2 separate regions of the Homo sapiens genome follow, and region 1 is linked to region 2. The links are chromatin contacts, found by Hi-C in ENCODE. All regions are on one chromosome and are shown on one strand. The core of a region is the stretch at or near the end of the contact, and the rest is flanking DNA. Distances in the headings are between cores, read along the strand shown. Region 1 holds the start of CSGALNACT2-DT (CSGALNACT2 divergent transcript). Region 2 overlaps ZNF33A (zinc finger protein 33A).

What was found. A loop is a pair of places that touch in the nucleus more often than their neighbours do. Pooled maps may share reads with other maps.
Region 1: a pooled map shows a loop between it and region 2 (4-fold over the local background). The contact joins the promoter of CSGALNACT2-DT here to the enhancer-like site in region 2. A Hi-C loop is called at or near these places in 3 of 50 pooled maps.

The regions. Positions count from the first base shown.
Region 1 is chr10:43,135,900-43,139,800 of GRCh38, forward strand. It overlaps CSGALNACT2-DT (CSGALNACT2 divergent transcript), which reads right to left and starts at 2,494. Exons shown (of 1, transcript NR_186456.1): 1 at 925-2,494. It overlaps CSGALNACT2 (chondroitin sulfate N-acetylgalactosaminyltransferase 2), which reads left to right and starts at 2,546. Exons shown (of 8, transcript NM_018590.5): 1 at 2,546-2,668. RefSeq lists silencers at 1,843-2,042, 2,173-2,232, 2,403-2,902, 3,013-3,082.
Region 2 is chr10:38,035,991-38,039,928 of GRCh38, forward strand. The region is part of intron 4 of ZNF33A (zinc finger protein 33A); the gene reads left to right. Among named protein-coding and RNA genes, the nearest start is that of ZNF33A, 27 kb to the left of the region's middle. Within about 2 kb of position 2,586, at least 6 of the 41 ENCODE cell types and tissues checked have a DNase peak (open chromatin) inside an H3K27ac peak, as active enhancers do.

The sequences.
Region 1 (3,901 bases), core at 1,244-3,743, 5.1 Mb after region 2:
GGAAGCACTTTTTGAATCAGAATATCATTTGGAGACCTCTGACTACCAATCAAAAAAGGCTGCTCATTGGGCCTAAGAAATCTTATTCTCTTTCGTTTCTAAGGCATCTCTCAAATGAGCAATTTTGTTCAAGTTAGATGTTCTCCAAATAAGATCTTCACCAAATCAACCTTGGTGAAGTTAATGCTTTTCAGAGATGGGCGTAAGGATTAGAATTGTTAGAGAGTATATGTAAGAAGCAGGAGTTTTTTCTGGAGGAGGAGATTTAAACTTAGACAACACCATGAATGCTGGCTGGTGAGGCTGGCGAGAAATGGAATGTTTGTGTCTCTCAGGACATGAAAGCGAGACGGAAGGAGAACCTCATTCAGTTTTACTGGAAACCCACAGCAAAGTTTCTCCAAGTAGAGGCCGGTGTGATGAGAACTGCTAAATCATGAGCTGCGAGGCTGGCTCAAACAAGAGGCTTATGAGCCCCATGCCTGTGTCCTTTCCTACGGTTTTCCTTCTTATGACAAGCAGCACTTTTTGACAGCACAACACTAAACACTAACACAAAATACAGTGAAAAGGGATAAAAAGAATGGCCTGATTCCACTAGAGATGCCAGACAAATGAGAATCAATAACAAAACCAGAGTACCAAACTGAGAATAAATAGCCAGAGACCTCCACGCAGAGTGAGGTGAGCCCTAGTGCTGACCACATCGGCGCACCTGATAGGCCGAGAACATGGAGGCATGAGGGGCCTCTGGGTGGCACAATGGGTGGAAGCCTGGGGACCTCAGGGACAAGCAGTACAGACTTACCATGGGATCACCAGGAAAACTGTGGAAACCAGCAAAGGCTATTTATTCACAACTTGCTATAGCAGGGGAATCAGCCAGCATCACTTACTTTTGGTAGAAATTTAAAAGGCCCGAAAGAGATGGGAAACTTTTATTGTTTTGTTTTGTTTAAGTATCAGATTGGAAATTATTGGCAGGAAATGTTTTTAATTACATTTTTCTGATATTAAACCCAACACAGTTGTACTTTAATATTTTCCCTAGGAGAACTACTTATTTTACAACTATATCCCAGTGTATCACCCATGATCAGCCACATAATTTGAATCATGCATTATCTTCTCTCCACATTCAAATTACATACATTTAGTATTTGGCTACTTAAAAAAAAATCATTAAAAAGTAACAATTTAAATCCATTGATGGGAGAACCTCAGTTAGTTTCAAAACAACAATTCTTGCCAGGCGGGGTGACTCACGCCTGTAATGCCAGCACTTTGGGAGGCCGAAGCTGGAAGATCGCTTGAGCCCAGGAGTTCAAGGCCAGCCTAGGCAACAGAGGGAGGCCCCATCTCTACCAAAAAAAATATTAACAATTAGCCGGGCATGGTGGCATGCACCTGTGGTCCCAGCTACTCGGGAGGCTGAGGCGAGAGGATCGCTGGAGTCGGAGGTGGGGAGGCTGCAGTGAACCGTGATCGCTCCACTGCACTCCAGCCTGGGCGACAGAGCGGGACCCTGTCTCAAAAAATAGATGAATAAATAAATAAAAACAATTATAATGGAAGTTTGGATAGGAATTTAAAACATGTGGCAACTAACCCTGACCCTGCGGCTTCAGTCTCCCCGCCGCTAGCTGAGGGCCGTGGCCGCTGCACAGAGGCTTGTGAGGATTCGGGGGTTCAGGCAGCGCCCGCCGCGCATCTGCCAGACGTGCGGCCACAGGGTAGGAGCAGTAAGAAGGATCCAGGGAAAAAAGTCCACGAATGAGAAAGGAAACCCAGCGTTTGTAGGGCTAGGAGAACAAAGAAAGAAAATGCTGGCGGCGGAGGGCGAGGCTCTGCGGTGCGTGGCAGATGGGAATTTGCTCGGTGGCGGCTCCTCTTTCTGGAGAGCTTCCCAGCGTCCCCTCCCCCGCCAGCCCGCGGTGACGCGCCCGGCACCCACCACAGCCGGCTCTCGGCGCCGTCGCGCCTTCGCTCGCCCGCTTAGGCCGTGCTCGCGGTGGCGTGGGAGACAGAGAGCCCAGGGAGGACCCTGGAACATGCAGTGGTATGGAAGACGCCTAAGAAAGGGCTTCTCTTTCCACTCACGAAAATCAGTGTGTGAGCTCGAAGCCATTTCCCAGCGTGTCCGCCTCAACTCCCTCATTCAACAGATGAGGAATTCCTCCAGGGAAATGCAGTGATGCGCTCACGGCTGCCGGCGGCCCAGCGCCAAGGGGCGCTCCACAGCCCCGCGGCCCGAAGCCCTCGACTCGGCTGCCACGCAGGCCCCGCGGCCCCGCTCGGACTCCCAGGATCGGCTTCCGAGCGGGACAGCGCTGCAGTCCACGAGTCCGGGCAGGGGCGCCTCCAGGCCGGAGCGGTTTCCTGCCTCGGGCACTCTGCTGTCTCCACAAACGGTTTTTGGAGGCACACACACGGATACTTTAAACACGTCGGTGATGAATCGGTACCCAGCTGCCAGTGGCGGAGCTTCCTGGGCGGGGCCGCGGGCGCGCGGCGGCTTCATTTCCTCGCGCGCGCCGGAAGTGGCCTCTCAGGCGCGGCGGCGCGCCCGGGGGTGGGTGGCTGAGGCGGCGGCGGGCCCAAGGCGTGAGGCGCCGCCCGGGTGTCCCCGCGGCGCAGGAGGCGGTGGAGCGCAGAGCGGGCGAGCGCGGTGAGTACCTGGCCCGGCCTCGCCCGCCGGTCCGCGACTCCCGCCGGCTCCGGCCCGGGCGGTGCGGGCGCCGGGGCTGCGGGCTCCTGTGTGGTCGGGTGGGGTCGCCTAGCGGACCGGTCCTGCGGGGGGCCCTGTCTCTCAGGGATGAGCCTGCCGGAGTCGGCACCGGTTTTAGGGAAAGCGCGGCCAGAGACGATTGGTTCGCTTGTCAGTGTTGGGTTTTGTTTTGTTTCGTTTTGTTTTTACCTATTCATCACCATCTCTGCTCCTCTCAGTGGATAAACTTTTTAATCAGTGGTGACCTCGTCATCGCGTTAAAATAGTTCTGCCCTCAGCCCCTCTTTATCTGTAGATGGCAGAGCGAGCGCCGGTAAAGATGCTCTGTCGTGGAGGGCTCAGTGGGGCGGAGGAGATGGGGAGCCTCTGGCGTTGTCGGAGAATGCACCTTAAAAATGACTCTACCCTTGAGCAACGCAGGAAGCACGACAGTGATACTTCTGTTTGTGATGATGGTATTGGCGGTATGATAGTTTGATTATACATCTGAAGCTTCTCTTCCTGAGTCCTTGGCTTGTTAAACTTGGAGGTATTTTCTAGCGTGCTTTTGAGATAGATATGGGATGTCGTGACGTTTCACCGTCATTCAAGGCTCGCGGGAGCAGGGCCTTCATGTCTGGTAATTAATGTTGTTTTTTGAATGTTGTATTAAAATAGTAGCTTCGATCTTGGAAGTAAGAAGCCAAGTATTTTAGGACTGAGTGTTAGCGTTCATTTTGTATTATTGTTCTTGTACCATTTGTTTAAAGTTGTCATGTAACTAAAAGAATGAAAAAAGATGGATTTCCAGTATTTGTGGCTCAGAGGATTTTGGCCTAAATAAACACAGTTCCAACCAGTTTAGAAGCTGCATTTTTCTCTTTGTTTTTGTCGAGGCATAAAATACATATGAAATCAATAAGAGCACGAATCTTAATTGTACAGCTCAATGAATTTTTACATACTTATTACCCTGTGGAACCACCAGATATATCAAATTATAACCATAGAACATTTCCATCATCCTATTTTCCTGTGCTTCTTCCAAGTCAGTTATATCCTTGTTTTCCCATCTGTATTCTAACTTCTCTTATCTGCTTTTAGTTTTCTCTGTTTTGAGCTTCATGTTAATGGAATCACGTAGTATTCTCAGCATATTGTTTGTGGGACACACCCATGCTATTTCATGGTATT
Region 2 (3,938 bases), core at 1,336-3,835:
TTCTCTAATCTTAAAAGCATATGAAGACCTTGCAAAGAAGAAAAACCACACACTAATATCCCTCATAAATATAGATGCAAAAATCCAAATAGAATGCAACATTGTATGAAAATAATTGGATGCTGTGACCACTCAAGGCTGGTCAGAGTTTGGAAATCAATTAATGTGGCCGGGTACGTTGGCTTATGCTTGTAATCCTAGCACTTTGGGATGCTGACGCAGATGGATTACCTGATGTCAGGAGTTTGAGACCAGCCTGGCCAACGTGGTAAAACCCTGTCTACTAAAAATACTAAATAAGCTGGGCGTGGTGGAATGCGCCTGTAATCCCAGCTCCTCTGAAGGCTGAGGCAGGAGAATCGCTTAGAACCTGGAACGCAGAGGTTGCAGTGAGCTGAGATTGCACCATTGCACTTCAGCCTGGGTGATAGAGCAAGATTCTGTCTCAAAAAAAAAATAAAAATAAAAAATCTGTAACCCGCCACATCAACAGCCTGCAGAAGAAAACCATATCATGTCAATTGATGGACAAGAAGCATTTGATAAAATCCAACACCCATTCATGATAAAACCGAGCAAACTAGGAATAGAGAGGAACTTCCTCAACTTGGTAAAAAAAAAATCTACAAGAAACCTACTGCTAAGAGCATACTTAGTGGTGAAACACTGGATACTTTCTCCCTAAGATAAGGAAACAAGATGTCCTGTCTCTTCACTCTTACTCAACATCTCATTGGAAATGGTAGGTAATGCCATAAGACAACAAAATAAGAGGCATACAGATGGGAAAGGAAGAAATAAAACTTTCTTCGTACAGGCATGATTGCCTAAGGAGAAAATTCTAGAGAACTCCCAAAACTATTAAGTCTTTGTAGCAAAGTTGGAGGATAGAAGCTTAATATAGAAAAATCAGTTCCTTTTTTCATTATGTAGTTGTGTTATTTGTCCTTTTATTGTTGAGATGTAAGAGTTTTTTCCATATTCTGTTTAGCAGTCCCTAATTACATACATTATTAGCCAATATTTTTCTCCCATTTGTGGGTTGTCATTTTATTGTCTTTGTTCTTGGTAGCAAAAGAGTTTTTCATTCCATGAAGTCTAATTTGTTTTTTCTTTTGTTGCTTGTATTTTTGGTACTTTATCTAAGAGGGCTTTATCTATCCCCAGGGCATGAAGATCCACTCCTGTATTTTCTTTAAGTAATGGCTTTTAAATGTAGACCTGTGATCCATTTTCAATTAGTTTTTGTATATGGTGTGAGGAAAGGAATAATTTTGATTGTTTTGCATACAAATATTCAGTTGTCTCAGCATCATTTCTTGAAAAGGTAATTTTTCTTTTTTCTTTTTTTTTTTGAGAGGAAGTCTCTGACGCCCAGCCTGGTGGGCAGTGGCACGATCTTGGCTCACTGCAACCTCTGCCCCCTGGGTTCACGCAAGTCTCCTGCCTCAGCCTCCTGAGTAGCTGGGATTACAGGCATGCGCCACCATGCTTGGCTAATGTCTTTGTATTTTTAGTAGAGATGGAGTTTCGTCATATTGGCCAGGCTGGTCTTGAACTCCTGACCTTGTGATCTGCCTGCCTCAGCCTCCCAAAGTGCTAGGATTACAGGTGTGAACTACTGTGCCCAGCCGAAAAGGTGATTTTTCAACATTAAATTGTGTTGGCATCATTGTTGAAAATTAACTGAACATAATATATAGTAGTGTTTATTTGTGAACTCTCAATTTTATTTCATATGTTTTCCTCTATGCCAGTATCATACCATCTTGATTATTGTAATTTTGTAGCAAATTTTCAAATTGAGAAGTGTATGTCTTCTAACTTTCTACTTCTTTTTTAAGATTGTTTTGATTATATTCAGTTCCCTAAATTTCCACATGAAATTTTAGACCAGCTTGTTAGTTTCTCCAAAAAGGCAGATGGGATTTTGGTAGGGATTGTGTTGAGTTTAGGTATTAATTTGGCAGTTATTGCCATCTTAACCATATGAACACTGTTCAGTGCCTTTCCATTTATTTAGGCTGTCTTTAATTTCTTCTATCATTGTTTTGTGGTTTTCAGACTATAAGCTCTGTATTTCCTTGATTAAAGTTATAAGTATTTTATTCTTTTTGATGCTATTGTATATGGAATTTATTTTATTTATTTACTTATTTGAGACAGAGTTTTGTTCTTACTGCCCAGGGTGGAGTGCAATGGTGCGATCTCGGCTCACTGCGTCTCAGCCTCCCAAGTAGCTGGGACTACAGGCACATGCCACCAAGCCTGGATAACTTTTTTGTATTTTTAGTATAGATGAGGTTTCACCATGTTGGCTGGGCTGGTCTCAACCTCCTGACGTCAGGTGATCCAGCCACCTCGGCATCCCAAAGTGCTGGGATTACAGGCTTGAGACATTATGCCCGGCCAGAATTATTTTTAAATTTTCATTTATGATTTGTTTGTTGTTAGTGAACTTGCACCCTGCAACATTGTTGAACTCTTTTATTAGTTTTAATAGTGTTTCAGCAGATTCTTTAAGATTTTCTATATGCATGAGTAGTCAACTGCAAATACAGATAGTTTCACTTTTGTTTTCAATCTAAATTCCCCTTCCCCTTGCTTTTCTTGACTAGAATCTCCTGTGTGATGTGTAACCAGCAAGAGGACATTCTTGTCTTCTTTTTGTTCTTAGAGTAAAATCACTGTACCTTTCATTATTTAGTATGATGTTAGTGGTGGACTTTTTGTAGATGCCTTTAATCAGGCTGAGGAAGTTTAACTCTATTCCTGGTTTGCTGATTGTTTTTATAGAGAAGATGGTCATTGGATTGTGTTAAATGCTTTTTCTCTGTATACTGAGATGATCATGTGGTTATTGTTTCTTTTCTCCTTACGTGGTGTATTAATTGATTTTCAAATGATAAACCAAATTTGAATTACTAGGATAAATCACACTTGATAATTGTATGTAACCCTTTTTATATACTACTGGATGAAATTTGCTAGTATTTTGTTGAGGATTTATATGTCTGTAATCATGACACATGGATCTGTATTTTTTTTCATGTCTGATTTTGGTACCAGAGTAGTAGTATTGGGATCATAGAATGAGCTGGCAAGTGTTTCTTCTTATTTTCTTGGAGTTTTTGAGTAATTGATAATTCTTTTTAAATGTTTGATAAAATTCTCCAGTGAACCCTTATGGACCTGGGTTTTTTTTTTGTTTTTGTAATGGGAAGTTTTCTTGTCTGTTTTTTGTCTTTTTTGAGACAGGGCCTCACTATATTGCCCAGGCTGGAGTGCAGTGGTGCAGTCATGGCTCACTGCAGCCTGACTTCCCAGGCTCAGGCAATTTTCCCACCTCAGCCTCCCAAGTAGCTGGGACTACAGGCATATGCCAGCACACCCAGCTAATTTTTTGTGTTTTTTTTTTGTAGAGATGGGGTTTCACCATGTTCCTGGGCTGGTCTTAAACTCCTGAGTTCAAGTGATCCACCTGCCTTGGCCTCCCAAAGTGGTAGGATTACAGGCATGAGCCACAGCATCCCACCTGTAATGGGGAGTTTTAAATTTACAACTTCAATCTTTTTACTTGTGTAGGTCTTTTCAGATTTTTCTTTTTCTACTTGAGTTGGTTTTAGTTGTTTTTGTTTTATGGATTTTCCCATTTTGTTGAAGTTAAATAATTTGTTGGCATACATTGTTCATACCATTCTTTGTAATTATTTTTATTTCTGTAAGAGTACTAGTAATACATCTTTAATCCCTACTTTTAGTAATTTGAACCTTCTCTCTCTTTTTTTTCTTTTTCAATGTCAGTCTAGCTAGAGGTTTGTATATTTTGTTGATCTTTTCCAGGAATCAGCTATTGTTTTTCTGTTCTCTAGTTCATTAATTTTTACTCTATAATCTTTCTGCTTTCCTGCCTTCTGCTTGATTTGGTTTTGTATTGC